2 separate regions of the Mus musculus genome follow, and region 2 is linked to region 1. Evidence: chromatin loops called from intact Hi-C (ENCODE). Cell type or tissue: left cerebral cortex. All regions are shown on one strand.

The links. Hi-C counts contacts between places; a loop is a spot of excess contacts. Peaks named below come from ENCODE experiments on the same cell type or tissue, not always from the same donor. Only the 100,000 strongest peaks of a DNase experiment are listed, where the experiment ranks them.
Region 2: a loop joins it to region 1, with 2.2 times the contacts of the local background. A loop is called at or near these places in 3 of 42 quality-filtered maps.

What each region holds. Positions count from the first base shown.
Region 1 is chr6:127,848,123-127,856,122 of GRCm38, reverse strand. It overlaps Gm46976 (a long non-coding RNA gene), which reads right to left and starts at 5,455. Exons shown (of 2, transcript XR_001785372.1): 1 at 5,204-5,455. In left cerebral cortex, no CTCF peak of the experiment used is centred here; DNase peaks (open chromatin) are centred at 1,577, 1,965, 2,642, 4,379 and 1 more place; H3K27ac peaks cover 1,593 bases.
Region 2 is chr6:127,916,538-127,924,537 of GRCm38, reverse strand. It overlaps Tspan11 (tetraspanin 11), which reads right to left. Exons shown (of 8, transcript NM_026743.3): 3 at 795-986. Among named protein-coding and RNA genes, the nearest start is that of Gm38903, 8.1 kb to the left of the region's middle. In left cerebral cortex, CTCF peaks have their summits at 3,643 (motif pointing right) and 6,607; DNase peaks (open chromatin) are centred at 2,267, 3,656 and 6,618; H3K27ac peaks cover 151 bases.

The DNA of each region.
Region 1 (8,000 bases):
GAGGCCCTGTGATCTCCCGGCCTGCTGGGCTGCACACTACATAATGGCTCCTTAGTTATGGGATCCATACTAAGCCCAGATCCTGTTCTACACAGGCAGGCAGGACAGAGAATGCAGGGCTTATTAGACTGAGGCACTGGGAGCGACAAGTCTTGGCTGCTTTTTTTTTTCTGTCCCTGCTGCTGACTGACGACACAGTCTAAGCCAATTAGGGAACATCTGTTTGCCTATGAGGCGAGCTGATGGGATGACTTCTTACAGCAGGGCACTGTGCTCTGCTGAATCCCTCTGAGTGAGCCCTTCTCCCAACAGAGTGACACTTGGGTGGTGTCCCACCATGCCCATTATGTGTTAGATGCTGTTCCAAGCGGAGCAGTGGAAAAAAGGACCGCAATGTCTCGAATGGAGCTTGCGGTCCCCTAGAGGAGTGTATTCGTTGGGTTTCTTTGGCTGTGATACAACACCATGACCAAAAGCAACGTGAGGAGCAAAGGGTCTATTTGACCTTACAGTTGGAGATCATTGTGAAAAGAAAGCAGAGCGGGAACTCAAGGCAGGAACTGCGTTAGAGACAGTGGAGGGGCCTCCAGATATTGGTTTAATCCTCATGGCTTGCTCAGTTTGTTTCTTTCTTTTTTTTTTTTTTCCAAACACAAGACCACCTGCCCAGGGGTAGTGCCATCATAGTGGTGGATACTCTCCTATATCAATCATAAATCAACCCCACCCCCAATGACCTATAGACTCTATAGATTGACCCTACAGACAGGCCAATTTGATAGGGGCATTTTCTTAATTGAAAATGACCCCTCTTCTCAGATGACCGGAGCTTGTGTCAAGTGAACAAAAAGGCAACCCAAGGCAACCCAGGAAAGATAAGGAAATGCGGTGCACAGTGTGTGCAGTGGTGGAAGTGTCTAGCGAGGAGGATGGATGGACTGCATCAGAAAGCTAGGCAGTGTGCTGGGTGGTGTTCATGGAATCATCTATGCACCAAGCCTCTTGGCACACCTGTGACGATTAGCTAGCTTCTGAGACTGTTGTCAATAATGTTGATTGACACGGGCATGCTCAACTGAATCGTGGGTGTGGCCATTCCACAGGAAGGGGACCTTGGATGGGATAAAAAGGGGAAAGTGGGTTGAGTACTAGGCTGCATTCATCGCCATCCCTCTGCTTTCTGAGAGTGGGTTCGATACACCCAAGGCCAGGCAACTTATAAAGAAGAGAGTTTTATTTCATTCACATCAACATAGGGATGGAATGGCAGGGTGAATCTGACCTTTCTCCAGGCTGGAGGACTTGGACAGATTCACATAGGCCAGGCTATCAAGGGTTAACTTTTCAAAAACCTTGGCTGCTCTATTTAAGTAGATCTGAGAGAGTGTGGGGAACAGGGAAGAGTGTCTGTTCTCAGGTTATTTACCTAAAAACAAGGACTCTGTGGGTTTGGGAAGTGGTTTTTAAAGACTATGAGAAGTGCTTCATTCTGGAGATAGAAATGTTTGAGACAAGTGGGACCGAGGTGCCAGGACAGAGAGAACTTCGGGCGCCTTGTAAGCAAAGCAGTTTGATACAGTGGAAAGGGGTGGATAACCTTTTCCAGGCTTGAATTTCACTAGGCGGCACTTGCTACATCCTGACCTCACTCCACCCTCAAAGGAAACTTGTGGAATTACTCTTCCTGTTCAGGGAGGGGCTTAGATCAGCGGCTGGAGAGACAGGTGGGGAGATTAGAGACAAAATAGTCTTTCCTCCTTTGCAGGGTTGCGAGGATTAACTGAGTTAATTCATGTGCAATGCTTAGAACAGCTCCTGGTGTGTATCAAGCACATATGTGTTTTCTATCCCTTTCATTAGCTTCAGAGACTGTGGTCCCCTGCTGTTTTGAAACCATTTCCCTTCAGAGCCCTGGCCAAGTGTGGAGGAGCTTGTGGCTAAGGCTCCAAGAGGAGGAAATGTTCCCGTTTCTCATTTCTCTGCAGCAAACACTCGGAAAGGCTCTTCAGCCCTCTCTTTAGCAACTCAGTCGTCTTTTCCTAACCCCAGTGCTTACGATCTTGGAGCTGATAAGAATTTTTTTTTTTATTATTAAAAGAAGTGGGGGAGGGCATGGACTGTGCATTCCTAGGGAAAACGCTTCCAATAAGGCAGCCCACCCCACAGTGTTCTGATAAGCTTCGTGTGAGCCCGCGAGATGACCTCACTGCTACCGATGCCAGGGCTCAAGTCAGTGACTGGAAAGAATTAAACAGACGCTGAAAATTATATCCTGTGTCAGTCTTCATATAGTCTGTGTTTACAAGCCTACAGCAAAAGGGGGTGGGGCTTGTTGTTAATGGCTGGCTTTAATTCTAGCCTTGCTCATTGGGTTCCACCATTTCTTCTGTTCCCCTACCGGTGTCCTGCTGGCCCAGCAAGTCTTGCTCTGGTGGCTTTGGTCCTCTCTGGAGGACCTGGGTGGGCCAGGTTGGTGGCTGGAGGAGAAAAGGGATTTAGGTGTGCCAGGGAGCAGGTGATGCAGAAGAGATGGTGGAGTGTCCTGGTAAATGGAGTATTTAAATGTTAAGGGGTGGGTAGAAAATGTACCAAGATATTTCGAGGGCTAAGTTTATTCTGGAAGTGAAATGCGTAGATTGAGGCGATGAATCAGAACAAGAGCCACTTAGGATTGTCAAAGCCACCGGGTTGCCCAGGTGATGCGCACACGTTCTGTGGACGAGCTGTTATTAGCAGTCAACATTTATACAGCCCTTCACCTCCTCACATACAGGTCCTCAGAGCCCTGGAACATTGGCAACAGCTAGGAAACAGAGACCCAAGAAGGATTTACTCATGGCCAGAAGCAGTTTGTTGCAGAGCTGAGAGGATCCAGGTCCACTTGTATGGTATGATTAGCTGCAGGGGACTTGTACCTGTACCTTGCCTGCTTATTTAGCTTCGTCTGACCCAGTGATTAGGTGGCTGGCCAGCTGTGCCTTTTAGTGGAGGAATGAAGGGAGAGTGGGGGAGAGCTCCACACTGACCAGGAAAGAGGTTTCCCAGGATCGTCAATGTGGATCAGGAATGACTCCAAGGGACCTGTGGGGTGAAGGGCTTGTGATACTTTAGAAGACAGCAGCAGAGAGGAGGAGTTTAGGTCATTGGGGTTCCCTTGAATGGGGTGTGGGGTCCTAATGAGTTTGTTTTTTTCTTTTGTTCAATGAGGTCAGAGGAAAAGGAAAAGGGACCAAATGGGTCATGTCCTAGAACATAAAAAACTGTGAGCCCAAAGGAACCTTTCCTTTTTTATAAGTCTATAATCTCAGGCATTTTGTTGCAGCAACAGGAGACTGAAAGACAGAGTCTAAAGTCCCTTTCTGAACCTCATTCTCATAAACCCTTTATTTACTCACCTGCTTAGCTCTTGTGAATGTCACTGCAGACCAAGAGTGTTTCCTTTTTCTGACAACTACCACCCTATGTGTCATTGGTGACTAAGGTTGATGTGGTGGGTTTTTTTAAAAAGAATTATTTATTTTATGTATATGAGTACACTGTAGCTGTCTTCAGACACACCAGAAAATGGCATCGGACCCCATTACAGATGGTTATAAGCCACTGTATGGTTGCTGGGAATTGAACTCAGGACCTTTGGAAGAGCAGTCAGTGCTCTTAACCACTGAGCCATCTCTCCAGCTTCAGTGCTTAAGGCTTTTGTTTACTCTTTAAGGTATCTGTTTACTATTTGTTTCCCCCACTGTTCTCTCTCTGCTACCACTGCTGTCTACTACCTCAGTTCCTCATCAGCCTTTTCTGCCCTTGCCCATCCCTCTCTATGTGTCTGGCCAACTTACAAATAGAATTCTGTGGAGGAAATCTGGTGTCTCCCAGGATTGACCAGAGTCAAAGTCTGTGATAGACCCAAGAGTCTTGGCCAAAACATTCATGGTTTTTCTTGTGCCTGGATCGGGACAAGATCTGTAGGTGAGGCTACTCCAGTGAGGTATAGGCCCAAAGCCCTTGGGTTCAGCCCACAGCATCTATTGTACATGCATATAAACAAAAAGCTGAAATGATAGCAGTTCGAATGACCAAGCCGACAATCTTATCAAAGCCAGGTGAGGTGGTCCATACATCCAGTTCAGTTCTGGGCCCCAGCACTTGGGAGGTGAGGTAGGAAGATATCTGTTGAGTTGAAGGCCAGCCTGGGCCACAGAGTGAGAGCCTGTCCCCCAAACCCAGAACAAAGACAAAACAGAATGAGCCCATATGACATCCGTTATTCTAGTGTGGGCTGAAGTATTGTGGAGGCTCTGTGAGAAGGACAGGAAGATACAAGGCATCCTTCTTATCTTCCCAGTAGAGAGCCCACCCACTCTTCCTCCTCCATGTCTTAAATTTAGCGTAAGAACACCCTTGGCTAAACCAAAATGGGCAAAGGCACATGTCCATTTGACTAGACTCCTGCTATAGACGTCAGCATTCATTTCCTGCAGTGGGGCGCTCAGCTTTCAAGGACCTTTGTCTTTGCAGCTTCCTCTGTTACCTTTATCTTGTGGTCCAAAAAGACAGAACAACACTCCACTGGTTGCCCATGCTCCAGGCTTTGCCATGGTGGAAACCTTCCCATATTGAAGCATGGATCCCTAAGGGCCGTCTCTCCATCCTGTCTACCCTATCCACCCTATCTGGGAGCTGAGTGAGCTCCTGTTATCCAGATGCTCAGCTCTTAGAACAACAGGCTGCTGTGGGGTTGGCTGTGATTGGTGGGGCCTTTCTCGTGGTCTGAGTACTTCTTCTGACACATCTGAGAATGTCTAGGTGCAAGAGTCACAGGTGCGTTCCCTGGAGACAAAATGTACCTTGGGGTCCCCACCCTGGCATCCATTTTCTCTTCATTATTCTGGCTAGAGAGGAAACTCTTCAAAGGTACAGTATTTAATTCAAGCATTGAAAAAAAACAACAAAAACAAACAGATAAAAACCTATAGAGATAGGAGATGGCTCAAAGCGTAGGGGCACTTGTATGCAATCATGGTACCTCAAGTCCAGACTCAGTGTTCCCAGGGGCCAAGGCCAAGGCTACCTTCATGGCAGAACATTTGGAAGGTTTGTTTCTATGTGGAAAATATCACTGAGCTGTAGCCCGGGGAAGTGGCTGCCCTCTCTTGAGGAGTGGTAGGGTTGGAGAGTTAGAGGTAGTTTGAGCTGGGGTGCTGACCTTGGTACATGCACACCTGGAGTTGGGGTGTGGCAGTGCTCTCTTCAGCTGTGCAGGCCTCAGTTCCCTCATCTGGAAATGCTGAAGAACAGACATTCCCCAAGCTCATCTCTAATGCTAGCATCTACGTCTCCCATGCTTCTGAAATGCCAGACTGCAGTTCTGTGGTTTCTCAGGTGCTTTCTCCATCATCAGTCATTACAATAGGCTGTGCCTGAGGTCCCCTCAGGACAGATGCCTCAGTGCCTTTGGGTTTATTGGGTAATAAAGGAGAGCAGGAGCAGCAGCTACCTGGACATCACTGGCTACCTGCTGCTGTCTCCCACCCAACTGGTGAGGGAGGGTTAGATGCCTACGAGTCCCCAGTCTCAGACCATCAGAGAGTAAGGCAGTACCAGAGGGCCGTTTGATTGATTGACAGTAAGAAAAGGAACAAAATAAGAAAAACAAGAACAGAAACACATCTCTAGAAACCATTTCCGAAATATCCTGTTTCAATGATGTAAGTTTATTTGGTTATATGCATAGTACCATCGGATCTAAAAGTGCTGTCGAAGGTCATTGATTTTCTTCCAAGCAGAAACGTAAACAGAAAAAAAGCCTGTTGTTAGTGCTAAACAGCCCAGGGCAGCCATTTTTTGCCTCACAGAAGGTAGTTCAGCTTTAAAAATCGATCCATTCAAACCACACTTAGAAACCTTCATCCTTGTCACCTTGGGAAAAAAGTAGAAGAAAAAAAATCATTATTTATATCGCCTATTTAATGCCCACCGGTGAATCAGACCACAGGCTTGCTGGCAGGAGCAAACCTAGTGATGCTTGCTGCTTCCAACTCTGCCCTTCCTCCCCCAGCCTGACAAATACTGGTACCCGAAGGGCTCTGTCCCAGCAGGGGTGATGAACAGAGTCTGTCTCCTCCCACTTCTGTGGACTTTTCCTTGTGCCTAGATGAGAAAATTCCTCCTTGTAGAGAGAAGAAATCTGACCCCTATCTAAGTCATGGAAGACAGCTCTCTGAAATGACACCCTGAAACATCTCAGGCCCCTGAGGTTACCATAACCTTACCTGTTCTCATGGGCATATCCAGCTAGACACAGAGCTGGGCAGCACGGCCTCTGAGCCGTTCCCAGAACTATGTCTGAATCCCTGTGAGTGTGTTAGCTGAAACCTCTGGACTCTTATCAAGATCCTGGCATTAGTGTTGCCTCTGACCGTTCTAGCAACTCCCCAACTCTTCAACCTGTGTGGCCCCTTGTGCAATCACGAGAGGTAACATTTTGGAAGAGCATGGTTCTAGGGATGCTACACAGGAACCTGTGCAGGCACAATATGGGGGTGTGGCCATTTAGCTGTGTGTCCTCCGCAGAGATACCTTTTCTGTTTCTTAATCCCAGATCTACAAAATGCAGAAAACGCTGGTTGCAACCTATTCTAGGGAGTTCTAGCTTTAACTCAGTAGTAGGACACTTATCTCAAGTACTTCTTTAGAGGTTCTGGCAGGAGAACTCAGATCTTCACGTGCCCTAGACCAAAGAGTTGTCCCCTCCTATTAGGAAAGGTTGTCTTCTTCAGTTGAGTTCGGCTTGCAAGAGCCATGCATGAGCACCGAGGAAGGGGAAACCTTAGCCCCGCAGATGATCTACGTCAATCCTAGTTATCCAAGTGGTGACAGGTATCACAGCTGGACAGGCCTCTTCTCCTGGAGAACTTGCTGGCACACAAGGTGCTGAGTTCTGTTCACCAGTACAGCAAGAAACGAAAAAACAAAACCAAACCCTCTTGGGAGTTTTCCATGATTAGGTGCTATAGCACTTCCTAAAGACCCCTTCTAAGAAGCTGGCCGATAAGTAGTCCAGTCCTTTCCAATATCCTCGTCCTCCCCATCTCCTGAACTTGCCAAATAAAATAATTTTAAAACAAAATACCTAACCTTCCACTCTGAGATACGGTTCCAAGCTGTAACTGTAACTATTAGTACACTGGAGGCAGGTTTTGAGCTACAGAGCAGAACACTGATTAATTAATTAATTAATTAATTAATTAATTCACTCACTCATTCATTCATCCATTCACCTAATCTTTCTGTAGATCGCAGCTCTACAAGACTTGCTAGACAAACAGAAGCAAAGGACAAGGCATTGACATCCTCATCTCAGGATGTGGTGCCAGAAAGAAGCGGGGCCCATGGCCTCTTGGGAGATGAAGAACAACCTCTCTCCTCCCCTGAGGCAGAGGGGACTCAGGGAAGGTGTCAGGGCTCAGGCTTCAGTCCCCGGGCTGGGACTGCCCTGTAATGAATTGACTTTGTGCCAGGAGCCCCCAGCCTGGAGAGAGGGTATTGATGAGGGCACAGAGTAGGACTCTGGTGATGGCTTTAAAATCTGAGGGTCCCAGGACGTCCTAGTTCTCGAACTGTACCGAAATGCTGATGATAACTTCTAAAAAGTCCTAAAAACTTTCTTGCTCTTTCTGAGGGTGAAAGACTGCTGGCTTAGGTGATTAACACCTGTAGCCTAACAGAGGAGGACACTTGGAAAATGATTATAGCATTTATTATGAAGTTGTGAAAAGTTTCCTATGAAAGCGATCTAAGGGGAAAAGCAGAAAGATCCTAAGTGAGGAAACGGAAAAATTTGTCTAAGTGGAGAAAGGGAAACCATTTCTACTCTAAGAGGGGAAAGGCAAAAAATTCTTCTCTCTCTCCTTCTCTGTCCTCTGTACATATACATCTTTCAGAATACATGATCACATGTTATAACCAAGTTCACAAGTTCACACAAAAAATCAAATCATAAA
Region 2 (8,000 bases), 68 kb before region 1:
GGCTCCTCCCTGGCCTTTATCCTGACCCTGGGTATATGCTATGTGTGTCTCTCCAGACCCCCAGGAAGAAGCTGCCATGAAGAACATGGTGACTACAAATGCCAGCCATGAAATAAATACTCTTTACAAATGATCAAATCAGTTAAGCCTTACCAAGCCTTTCCATGGAACTGCCATAAGTACTTATTAAACAACATATGGGTGCATATCCAAAGAAGGAGAAGAAGAAGAGGAAGAAGAAGGAGGAGGAAGAAGAGGAGGAGGGGGAGGAGGAGGAGGAGGAGGAGGAAGGAGAAGAAGAAGAAGAAGAAGAAGAAGAAGAAGAAGAAGAAGAAGAAGAAGAAGAAGAAGAAGAAGAAGAAGAAGAAAGAGAGGAGGAGAAGGAAAAGGATAAGGATAAGGATAAAGAGATGGAGATGGAGATGGAGAAGGAGGAGAAGGAGAAGGAGAAGGAGAAGGAGAAGGAGAAGGAGAAGGAGAAGGAGAAGGAGAAGGAGAAGGAGAAGGAGAAGGAGAAGGAGAAGGAGAAGGAAAAAAGACCCTAGAAGTTGCTATGGTATTTGCTAAGGCTGACCTCCTGGCTCAGGTCCGACATACCTGGACAGCAGAGCCACCACAGACCCCCAGAAGCCACCCTGCTCTGGCTACTTAGTATCCTCAGTGTCCAACCTGGGGGGACATGTGAGATGCTTCTCTGCCCCCACATAGCACAGGCCTACACTCACTCTCTAGGGAAGGATACTCACTGTGGAAAGACAGCTTCCACATAGGGACGGGGTGGGGGGGACACTCACTGTGGAGAGGCAGCTCTTCTGCTCCCGGATGATGGCCCCAAAGCCCAGGAAGCCAGTTGTCATGACAAGACCACCAACGAAAATGAGGATGTAGGCAGAGGCAGCGAACGTGCTGGAGGCCAAGATGCTGAGGTAACCGCTCTTCTCCACCAGTGTCCAGATACCCACGGCCATGACGGCTGCCCCACCTACCTGCAGAGATACAAGACCAATCAGGTGGCGCCTGAGGCTTTGCCAACTGCCATCTGTCTAGTGCCCACTGGGCAACAGAACCTTTTCAGGCTCCCTGCCAATTAGTTTTCAAGGGGGGGGGGATTTCAGTTTATACAATTACAATTTATAAACGAGCAAATGAAGGTTTCAGGTACTCGGTGGACTTGCCAGCACCCCCACCTCACCCTGTGCCTCTGCCCCCTCACAGATGCAGAGGGATTTCCAGTCTAAGTTTGAGCCCAAATCTATACTTCTTACTGACCAGGGATGAAGACCCTTTGCCTTCCCCATGCCGTTCTGGGCTCTCTTTCTCAGCATGTTCCCAGGACTCTCCCAAAATTTCCCAGAGGGCCTTTCATGCTGGCCCATGTGCACATTTGGGCAGCAGTTGAAGAAACAGGCCCACTGAGAAAAAGTGCCCTGCCTGAGGTCTTGCTCTAGGAGGGACAGACACAGAAGTGATGTGGAGCTAGGGCGTGTCCACAGTGCCTGCTCCTTGGAAAGGCTCTATGTTCCTCACACTCCTGTAGAGGATGGGGAGGGACTTACCCGTCATATTCCAGTTTGGTCTTGAGAAGGGTCTGGGATGGGACCCTGGCTCACTCACTGCCGAGGAAGAGGGCCATGGAGCACAGCTAGGAGTTCAGCCTCCAGGGATCATGAGGCCAAAGAATCACTTTGGTAGGGTGATGCTTTGAAGAATACATTTATGCACCATGCGGGTACTACAGGTGCCACACATGGAGTAGGAGAGCTATTTGCTCAGGACTTGGGGACTTCTGAGAAGCTCTGCCATCTGATCCTGGGAAGGTCAACTTCCTCTTGCCCCTGGTTTTCAGATCCCTATTGAAGAATGGGCCCTTTCCTCCAGATGAATAATGGAGGGTTCCTTAGAGGTCTTAGTGTGGTCACGGCTACAGGGCTCTGCTCCTCCCCCACTCCACTTCTGCCCACACCTGGGGAGCTCATTCCTATAAAAGGTTCCCCATCTGGACCACAGTGACTCCATGGTCATTTTCCCATTCTCCGTTCGGCACAGTGACAGACCTCAGGAGAGCAGAGCTTGGGGGTTCTTAGGAATTAGTCCACCCCAGGCACTTACATCATGTGACTCACACGTACTCTGCCAGTTTCTTGCCTATTACAATCACCCGGGGAGGACGGGGCAGGGCATATTATCCTGAGTGGCAGATGAAGAAGGAAACGGGCTTGTAGGGAATAGCAGTATGCCTGGGATGACACCGTTAGTTTCAGAACTGAGATTCATGGCCAGGTCTTTTGAGGACAGAGGCAGGACTGTGCTTGGATCCGACAAAGTGGGTGTGCCTGATCCTCCACGTCTGCTGTTCAAATGGACGATTCCTTTCAAGCACTCTTTTATCTCCATTGGCAGCTCCAAGGGAAGTCAGCGTAAGGGCACCACACAGGACCACGGCTGTGCTGCTAAATGGAACTGGAGAGGCTAACCTTCTCACTACCACTTGAGGCACAGTCCCCCCTTCCACTGTAACCTCTCTAACCTCAGGGTGTACTTTTTGATGAATAGCATCTTATGCTATACATGCCAGCACCTTCTCTTAGCGGTACTAATGACAGCAATGATGTAGCCTACAAATCACGCTTCGAGTCAGGAATCCCAGGACACAGTTCAGAGACCCCATGGGTAAGGGGTATCTGTGCCCCTCACAATTCCTGTGAACGTTCTGAGTCTGGGTGGGTAGAGCTACAACACATGCGAATGACTAGTGGCTATCCTTGTTGGTCAGCTTCCATGACCACTGGGAACTGGGAGTAAAACATCTCCCCATTATTCCCTTATATAACTGTATTGCCTGGAAAGGCTTGAGTGAGGGTCTCAACTCTGAACAATTCCTGTGGGAGATGGAGACAGTCCTTTCATGTCTTTGACTCCTCAGTTCTTCATCTTTTAAGTTGAGAGAGCCCCACTAGATTGGTGGCTCTAATCTAATCTAATCTCCTAAAGACCTCTTCAGCTACTTTCTTGCAAGGACTTATCTGGATGTGTGCTTTGTACATGGTGTACCGACAAACTTCAGTCCAAGATACACAGTACATTAACTAAGAAATAATCTCTCTCTCTTCCTCTCTCTCTCACTCTCCTTCAAAACAAATTAACTAAAAGCACAGGATACTGCCAAGCAGAAATTCTGAACATCATAAGATAGTTAATGGGTACAATCTGTATCAAAAGGGGCATACATTTTTTTTTAACTAGGTAGGCTAATGCTGAGCCCCACCCATCCCCAAACCAATAACATGAGCACCCACATCTAGGACTCTCAGAGGAATAAGCTCAGACTGGCTTGTGGACAGGTAATCTGCTGGGGTACATGGAGCAACTCGGAATCGAATAAAAAAGAATCATTTAACACATAAAATAATGCATTTGGGATCAAGGGCTGAAGTCTGCCTGCATGCATGTGTCCAGATAAGTCTCCAAGTTTTCTCCACGTCCTCAGAGTCGTGGCAGCATAATAACGAGAGGAGCTATGAAAAAACCAGAAGCCCGCACTAATCAGCACCCCTGGGAGTAAGACACAGGCAGGGGCTTTTTAGAAAGTTCCCAGGTGCCCCTTTGAGAATCACAGCACAGGTCCAAGCGTCCTACCCTCTCTTCCCAGTAGATGGCGCTGTGAAGTCCCATAGAACACAACTGGCTTAGTGCCGCTTCTCAAAGCCCTGCCTCCTTCCTTAAGGGCAGCTGCCAGGGTGACTAAGGTTCAGAGCTTGAGCAGTGCTTTACCCCGTACTTGTAGATCTTACAAAATATCAGATCTGGTAGGGAAGCTGTCTCCAGCCACAACACAGGATCTGGGAGCGTCTGGAGGGCCATCCTGCCTAATCAAGGTCTAGAAGACAAGCTTAGGCTGGGTCTGATAATCCATAGAAAGCAAGAGAATGGCATGAATCAATTGTTCTGGGACCCCAGGGTCCCTCTTCCCAGAGAGTTCCAACTAGAGGAGAAGGTAGCTAAAAGGTACTGTAACTAGCCATGAGGAGCAGGAGGGTCTTAACTCCTTCAGGGACTTTGGTTTGTTGTATTGGACTTGGTCACCTCCACCTCTAAACAATAAGTAAAAATGTTCATTATTGGGATGGGTCACCAGGTGTCACAGGAGGTAGAAGCCAGAAAGACTGGGCCAAGTCTTTTGGGTTGTATGATTAACTGGGTGTGGGGTGGGACAAATTTTTTAAGTCCCAGTGTCTTTATCTGCAGATTAAGCCACTGGGCAGGGACTGTGGAGTAGAGCACTGAGCCCAGATCTGGTTTCCCCAGTCATTTGCATCAGCTTGGTTCTGTAGCATCAGCTCTTCATAGGACAGAGATGGCTTTCTGTTAAATAGTAGCTGAATTTTTCAGCTATGACCTGTTGCTAGTGCACCAGAAAACACTATGTGTGTGCATGTGCCTGTGTGTGTGTGTGGTGTGTGTGTGTGTGGGTGTGTGTGTGTGCAATCCAGGACACCTAACCTATCGTGAGCAGCCATCCTTGCCTAAGGCCTGAGGGGACTCAGGTGCAGACCTGGAGGGAAGCAGGCAGAGGGTGTGAGAGCAATTATGGAATTTTTTCTTTTTTTTTTTTTGCTCAGGATTTCACAGGTAGGGTTTCTCTGCTGGAGACACAGGGAGCTATGGGATCTCTAAGAAGGCAGGGTTCTCTGCTCCCTGTAATGGACTGCCTGCAGCTTTGAAAGGCAGGAAACACACAGGGTGGAGGGCCATGTGTCGGGAGTGGTGGGGCAGAACAGGGTTGCTTGCTATGTGCTCTGTGGCATTCTGGAAAGGTTTGGGGTTAGGTGGAAAGGCTGACTCACTCAGGACCACGCTCCTCATTCATGAGTTGTCCTTGGGCAGCTTCCTCAATGCCACCACCACCCGTGTACCCATCAGCCTTTGCAAGAGCACCGATGTCTCTCTGTGATGTCTGCATGGTGATTCCTCCTGCTGTTAGACTCACGTCACTATCCTCACTGTAAGGTCCACCCTGGCTCCGGTCCCATATCATCCTTGAGCTCCTTCTACCCAGAGGTGGGCTGGTCCCCTTACTGAACTGCACACCACCCCCATACAGAGCCCAGACTCTCCTGCAATTGCACCCCCCCCCTTTAAATATTTCCCTCACTTGGGTAGGTTTCCCTCTCTCATACCCTGGCTCTGACAGCCTCTTAGGAAGTGTTCACTCTTTATTTTCTATTCTATTCTATTATTCTTAATCTTTCTGTGTGTGGTGTGATACGTGTGTGTGTGTGTGTGTGTGTGTGTGTGTGTGTGCCTATTTGCGAGTGTGGTTCCTCAGTGTGAGGCTAGAGGCAAGAGGCCAACCTTGGGTCAGACATTGGTCTTCTCCCACTTTGCTGATACAGGCAGGGTCTCTGGTTTGCCACTGCCTACACCAGGCTAACTGGCCCTCTGGCTCAGGGGGTTCTCCGGTCTCTGTCTCCTGCTCTTGATGTAGGAGTAATGGGACTGCAGACCATGCTTTGCTGTGATTGGCTTTTCGTGGGTTCTTGGGATCTGAACTCAGGTCCTTACGCTTGCATGGCAAGTGCACTGCCAACTCCTGATCCATGTTCTAAGCCCATGGCTACTGCTCTTGAACTCATGGCCAATGCTCCTGAAGTAAGGCTGTGCCAGTGAACAAGACTGTGGACTTGGTCAAGGTGTTAGGGGCTGGATGCCTGGTAAGACATATACGATTAGGTGACATATTTGACAGCATGTATCTGGACACACGGTACCACCACTCATCAGGCACCCGTTTCTCACCCCCCCCTCCTTCCCGTCCTTCTTATGCTAATTATTCCAGTTAACTTCTTCTAAGCCTGTTACAAGTGTGCACCTATTTCCAGTTCTGCAGGAGAGCTCTGTCCTCTTTTTTTTCTGATAATGCTCTGCCTACCTACTCCTGGCATGCAGGAGCTTAGGTGAGGAGCTGTGACCACATCAGCCTCTGCCTGCCAGACTCCTGGGGCAACAGTGAATGTTTCTTGCCCCTGTTTGCTGGCTATTTTTCTTGTAGAGGGGTTAGGACCAGGCAGAGGAGACAAATTGGGTTAGTCTCCTTGGATACTTGGAGATCTTTCTCTTTGGGAAGCATGCCTCTTAATCTTCATTTACCCTGGCACACTGTGGAGAGTGCTGGACTACAGGTAATGTTCTTAGGGGAGGAAGAAAAGAATCATGGAAGGAGGGGAGAAAGTAAGGTGGGGAGGAAAAGACGGAAGAAGAAAGAAAGAGAAAAAGAAAATTTCATAGTTTAGAGGGAGGAGTTAGGGTCCAGGCTGAAGTGACATTTATTATGGTCACACAGTTGGCTACTGACAGAGTGACGTAGAGATCCAGGAATCATGCATTCCTGTTCCATTTGATACGGTTGCATTGTGAGATGTGAACAAGTCTCCCCAAACAGGATCCTGATGCCAGACCCAAGGGGCAATTCCACCCAAGACCCAAACAGCTACATCACTGAGGCGTCCTGCCTGGAGTAGAGGAGATGGCTTTCTCACCCTCTGAGGCCCTGTGGGACTGGGCAGCTGTAAATGGCTGGATCTCAAGAGAGACTAAAGAGGGGGCGTTCTCCGACCTCCCCTGCGGGTGGTGCTCAAGTCTTCCACAGTTCTGCTCCCAGTCTCAGCCTGAGTCCCTGTCTGTCTCTGTGTCTCTCTCTGTCTGCCTCTGTCTGTCTGTCTGTCTGTCTGTCTCTCTGTGTCTCTCTCTGTCTTTCTCTGTCTCTCTGTCTCTCTCTGTTTCTCTCTGTCTCTGTCTCTGTCTCTGTCTCTGTCTCTCTCTCTCTCTCTCTCTCTCTCTCTCTCTCTCTGTGTGTGTGTGTGTGTGTGTGTGTGTGTGTGAAGGTATACAAGCCCACAAGCCCACACATACTCAGAGACCACAGGAGGACAGCGATGCTCTACTCCTCCTTTGGTCCCACAAGATAGGATCTCTCATCGAACCTGGAGCTAGCCTGCAGCCAGCAAGCTCAGTAATCCTCTTGTTTCCACCCTGCCTCCCCGGCTGGTTTTGCACGTAAGTGTTATGGATTTAAACTCAGGACCTCCTGCTTTGCACGGCAAGTGCTCTGACTCACTTGGACATCTTCTCAGTTGCCTATGTTTCTCTAAGTGGGGTCTCCAATTGTAGCATCAAATTCTGGGTGTCCCCTCAAGGCAGGGCAGGCTGTGCGCTGAGGTAGCATTCCCAGGCTTCTCCCACACCCTGGCAGAGCTTCTGGGAGGTTGGGGATGTTTTGATTATTGACACAGCCAAGCAGCTAATTAAAATAATAAATTAGTGAGCAGAGGGATGATGGGAGCTGTGTTAGGAAGAGGGGGAGGGAAAGTGTCTCTTTGGCAGCCACACAGAGAAGCGGGGCATGTTTGCTTTTCAGGGTCACCCAGGAGATATGTCAATGGTGGCATCTGTGATCCCTGGCCAGAACTAATCCAAATGTCACTGGGGGACCTGGTGACATGGGCTGGGGTAGGTAGCTTCTGAGGCCTGCCCAGCGAGAATAGAGTGAGGTCTGCTCTGCTTTTCTCAGATGAGGGAATGTGACCCACTCAGGACTGTGACCTGCATGTAATGATGGCAGTGCTATTGACAAAACAGAAAGGTCTCAGAGGGTGTCATGTCCCATGCAGGCAAGGTTAGCTTCAGAAGCAATGTTTCCTGTGAACAGTCCTTGTTTTCTATGCAAGTCATGATGCCAGAAGCTGTAAGTGCCCTGGTAGGAATGGAGGAAGCTGCTGAAGAGATGATGATCACCCTGCATTATATATATTTCATATATGCATTTCACACACACACACAATATACATACATACATACATACATATATATATGAAAGTGAATTGCCTAGCAGCTGGATTGTTGTGGGGGTTTGATAAGAATGTCTCCCACAGGCTCATCTGTTTCAATACTTGCTCCTCAGTTGGTGGAACTATTTGGGAAGGATTAGGAGGTGTGGCCTTGTT